Regions from separate parts of the Homo sapiens genome. Here region 2 is linked to region 1. A link is a loop called in an ENCODE intact Hi-C map of the cell type or tissue named here. Cell type or tissue: prostate gland. All regions are shown on one strand. Region 1 has its middle 9.9 kb from the start of FOXF1. Region 2 has its middle 80 kb from the start of LINC02132.

Region 1 (2,500 bases):
TTTGTAGATGGAGAAACTGGGGCATAGAGTATTGGCGGCTTGTTTCCTGGTGCATTGCAGAGCCGCAGGTTGGGGGGATCTGGGCGCCCCTCTTCTGTCCCCCTCTCCCGGCCACCCACCGCCCCAGCAAGTCCCCATGACTTTGCCAATGTCAGTGATCATCCCGTGTTTTTACCAGAGACCATCTGGGCACTTATTCAAGCAAGCAGAGACGCTTAGGGAACCCACACTCCCATTCCCGCGAACACGGCAGCACTTCTTCATGTGAATGGAACCTTTTCTTTTTGATGTCCATAAATCGCAGAGGTCGGAATGGAGCTGACGTGTGACCATGCGGTTTGCGCGTTTTGCACTCTGGATGGTTTGGAAGCAATGAGCTCAGGCCCTGAGTACTGAATTGTGAGCAAATTAAACATCCCTACCCACCTTGCAGGGTGAATTAGCTCACTTAAGCCTTAGAAGAGTCCCAGGAAGCGTGTACTACTGTTTCCCTTTTCCAGATAAGACAGATGTGGCTCAGAAGGGCTCTGTGACTCCCTGCGGTCTCATAGCAGAGTCGGCCACAGCGTCAAGCCCCTCCCTGCTGGGCGGGAGAAGGCTGTCCCCCGGAGAAACACCACGTGCTCATCTCTTGACCACAAGCAGGGCCTCAGGGGTCACGAAGCCACCGCAGCTTGTCGGAACAGAGAGACCATTTAATGGTCGAAGAGTGCCGTGCTGGAGCCAGGCACACCAGGGTTTGCACCGTGTCCTGGCTGTGTGGCCTCTAAGTGCTTGCCCTCTCTGTGCCTGGTTTATTCACTGTAAGCCTTTCACAGGTTATTATTTATTTAAGCCTCACAGCAATGCTATGGGAGCCCTACTCTTACCATCATCCCCACTGTAACGATGGGGAAGCCGAGGTGAGCAGAAGAGAGACACCTGTGCAGGCTCACGAAGTTGAGAAGAGAGGGAGTCGGGACTCGAACCCAGGCCCTGTGACTCCCGTGCTCTGACCCGCTACATCCCTTATCTGCTCCTCCTAGAACGGCGGGGTCCCTGAGGGTGCAGGGAGATGTCTCCTGTGGCCAACGGAGCACAGCTGCCTCACTCAGGAATGGGGTTGGAAGTCATTTTTACTTTCTTCGTTTCACTTTTCTAAAGTTTTTTTTTTTTTATTTGGAATAAGCCACGTCATTTGTGTAATTAGAAAAACACTGCATTAACTGACCCCCGACCAAATAAAATAAAATAAAAAGCCAGCTACGCCTTGACAAAGGTCAAAGGGTCTGAAATAGAGCAATCAGGTTCATTCCTCGCATCCGCGGCTGCCCATCCTGGGGAAGATCAATTTTCCTGATGGGACGGATTTTAAGGGCCCAATAGCATCTGCACGAAGTGGACAGCAGGTGGCGCTGCCGCCGTGTAGAGAAACAGCCGAGCGGGAAATCCCCAGGGTGGGTCAGAGGCTGCCCCGCAGGAAGGACCCTGGTGTCCTGGGTCCTCTTGTTTCCCAAGAGGTTTCCTGACCCTGAGCTCTCTCCCTGGGGCGGGCATCGCAGCGAAGGCCCCTGGGAAGTGAGCCGGGACAGCTGCCCTCCTGTCCCTCCTGTCCTCATGACCTACATTTGCTGTGGCCTCGCCCAGCCTCCCCTGGCTGCCTCCCCTTGCCCTGCCCACTTTGCTGGCCCACCTCCCGCACCTGGACAGAGGCGGCGCAGTCCTCTCTGCTCAGTCAGGCTGGCGACCCTGCCGAGGAGTCACAGCAGAAAGCCAGGGTTGGCCAGTGCTTCCTGCCTCACAGAAACGCCATGCACTAATAGATCACAGCCTGTTTGGGGGGAAGTGTCCGGAACGGAAATGTTGCTCTCCTCTTCCAGGGACATTTGCAGACTCAGCACGCTTCCCCGTGGCCCAGACCCCAGACCTGCCGGGGAACACGGGGTGGGGGGAACCCGGCGTCCGTGCCTGCTCCCTGGAGTGCTGGCGGCAGTTTCCATAAAATGCCTGCGGCGGCTGGTCACAGCACTACAGCACTCTCAAGGGCCCTGCGTGTGGCACTGCTCCTCCCTAGGCTGCCACCCCACAGGCATAGAACATTGTCCAAAATAAGTCAGAGAGGATGCCTGCACCTGGTCCCAGCGACCCTCCGCCCCTGCTCTGCCAGGCTTCCTCTTGGTTGTGTCCCCAGCAAACATCCTGCACTGTGGGATGGGAGAAAGACCACCATAGGGACCATGTAGACACTGCATCTGGGCAGCTTTCTCCCTCTGCTAAGGACATTTGTGGTCATCCTGCCCTTGCTGTCGTTGTTGCTTCAGAGTGTCCACATGACCCCAGGTGTCCTGATGCTGGAAGCAGCTGGATGGTACTGCAGGACATGGCCCTGTGTATTCAGCTGCTGGGTAGTGCATGGCCTGGGCATCTACTCCAATGGGGACCGCACACCTTCCCACCTCAATGCCAGTTGCTGTGCGACCACCACACCCTTGCTCCCTTGCCACTGGGCTGGGACAACACG
Region 2 (2,500 bases), 500 kb after region 1:
GCAGATCACTTGACACAAGCCTGGGCAACGTGGCGAAACCCCATCTCTACCAAAAATACAAAAAATTAGCTGGGCATGGTGGCATGCGCCTGTAATACCAGCTACTCTGGAGGCTGAGGCACGAGAATCGTTTGAACCCGGGAGGCAGAGGTTGCAGTGAGCCGAGATCACACCACTGCACTCCAGCCTGGGTGACAGAGTGAGACTCCATATCAAAAAAAAAAAAAAAAAAAAAAACCAACTAGAATAATTATAATAGTTACCGTAAGAAAAGTTATGTGAATGTGCATGTACATTCTCTTCCTCTCACTCTCTCTGGAATTTTCCGTTTAATATTTTCAAGCTGAGGTTGACCAAGGGTAACTGAACCCATGGAAAGTGACACCTTGAACAAGAAGGGACTGTACCCAGCAGAGGAGTCTTTGCGTCATGGGGGATGGATATAGTGGACATTGCCACAGAGTCTTCCGAAGTGGTTGCAACAAATTTCATCCCATCAAATCGCATGAGGGCTTGAGTTGCTCCACAGCCTGTCCGGAATTTGGTGTTGTCTGTCTTCTTCTTTTTAACCATTTGCCCACCCCTTTTATTTTACAGTTGAGGATGCTGAGGCCAAAGAGATGTGTCATTCCCAAGACTCCACAATTTGCCCCATCTCTAGTCCAACCCACTGGTCTTATGGATGAGAACAGAGAGGCTCAGAGAGCAAATGGCCTTGCCCAAGGTCACAGACACAGCAAGACCAGCAACCAGGTCTTCAGACCCCACATGCTCCTTTCCTGGCCCCAAACTGCCAGGGAACGTGGTTCTCAAAGTACAGTCAGAGGACCTGCAGCATCAAAGTCGTCTTGGAGTCTGTTAAAATGCATATTTCCAGGCCCCACTCTAGACCTGTTGAATTCAAATCTCTGAGGATGAGGCCCTGGAATCAGCATTTTAGCCAGCACGGAGAATGTTTTTGAGAGTTAGTTGGGTCCTTGCATGGATCCTGAAGGAACATCGTGTAATTTTTTAGTTTGTTCACTAGAGGGAGCCAGTGCCCCAGGGACACAACCATGAAGCTTCCCTGAGAACCGCAAAACAGCAAGTTTCCCATCTGGGACCAGGTGGCTGACAGCGATGGCTGCTGTTTAGGAGAGATGCTCCAGTCACTCCAGTCAATAGAATTCAGAAAAAGGGAGCATCTTAATTAGACAGGAGTCAGAAAACCTGAGTTCTAATGCAACCCCGCCACCTGACCTTAAGCAGCCACATCTGTCAGATTCTCCGTGCAGCCTAGGCAGAACCCTTCACTCCCCGACCCTGTTTCCTCGTCTGTGAAGTAGAGCTTTGGGCCCAAATGGCTTCTGAGACACGTTAATGTCTACAAAACATTAGGAAGCCGGAGGCGATCTTGTCACACAGATGTTGAGAGGTTATCGTGATGCCTCTGCTGTTATTTCACGGGTTTTATGGTACCACGCCACACATCGCATACTCTCTAGCCAGGGAACGCAATGGAGATTGTTGTGCCTGCTTGCAAGGTCTGGAGCCAGGGCAGCCGTATTGGGCCCAGGAGGGAAGATATCCAAGAAATACATGCTGAGAATAGCAGCACTAAAAATGGAAAGAGCCTCAGCTATTCACCATGTCACTGGCTTGCCGAATGACCAACCCCAGAGCTTCTCTACCTTGGAACTTCTTGTGATGTACGTTGATAAACCCCTGGTAGCTCACCCCAGCTGGGGTTGAATCTTCTGTTTCCTGCAGCTGAAGGCATTCCATCTGGCTTGCTTCTCTCACGTGATTGACCCATTGTCTTCCTGGTGGCTAAGAAACATGACTTTCTCATGCCAACAGTGACCATGAGCACTGCATCAGACCAGGCCCCACGGCTGATACAAGGAGTTCCCAGGAGACAAAGCCCTGTCTTGGGAAGTGAGGTTAGAGAGACAAGACAGAGGGGCGTGGGAAGTTGACAGCAAACCTAGAGCAGTCACAAGGACAAGGAACGGGGCAGTGAGTGCTCTGGCACCTCATGGTTCACAGTGGGCCAGACTGTGGGGGCACCAGGGAGGGCTTCCAAATAGTCATAGCAAAGGATCTTTCTGCATCTGATTACCAACTCCTTCACTGTTCTACCATTCTTTAAGGTAAGCCCAAGATTTCTTAATTTGTACAGACCATGGTTTGTGATGAAAACCCTCCTCCCCTGAGAATTTCCACCCTTCTCTGTCCAACCAGGAGGCCCCACGTGGAACTGGCGTATTTCTTACATGGATGGCTGTCCTCCCTAGACCATGGTTGATTCTGACCTACAGAACATTTCCATCATCACCCTAAGTTCTATCAGAAGGCACTGCCTTTGAACTGCCTTGAATCTATTCATCTTTATTTTATTTTATTATTTTATTTTTGAGACAGAGTCTCACTGTCACCCAGGCTGGAGTGCAGTGGCATGATCTTGGCTCACTGCAAACTCCACCTCCTGGATTCAAGAGATTCTCCTGCCTCAGCCTCC

The links. A loop is a pair of places that touch in the nucleus more often than their neighbours do. Peaks named below come from ENCODE experiments on the same cell type or tissue, not always from the same donor. Only the 100,000 strongest peaks of a DNase experiment are listed, where the experiment ranks them.
Region 2: it touches region 1 in a loop (9-fold over the local background); 2 of 110 quality-filtered maps call a loop at or near these places.

Annotation. Positions count from the first base shown.
Region 1 is chr16:86,519,154-86,521,653 of GRCh38, reverse strand. No RefSeq gene overlaps it. Among named protein-coding and RNA genes, the nearest start is that of FOXF1, 9.9 kb to the right of the region's middle. In prostate gland, a CTCF peak has its summit at 1,384 (motif pointing right); a DNase peak (open chromatin) is centred at 1,403; H3K27ac peaks cover 563 bases.
Region 2 is chr16:86,015,105-86,017,604 of GRCh38, reverse strand. No RefSeq gene overlaps it. Among named protein-coding and RNA genes, the nearest start is that of LINC02132, 80 kb to the right of the region's middle. In prostate gland, a CTCF peak has its summit at 1,026 (motif pointing right); a DNase peak (open chromatin) is centred at 1,024.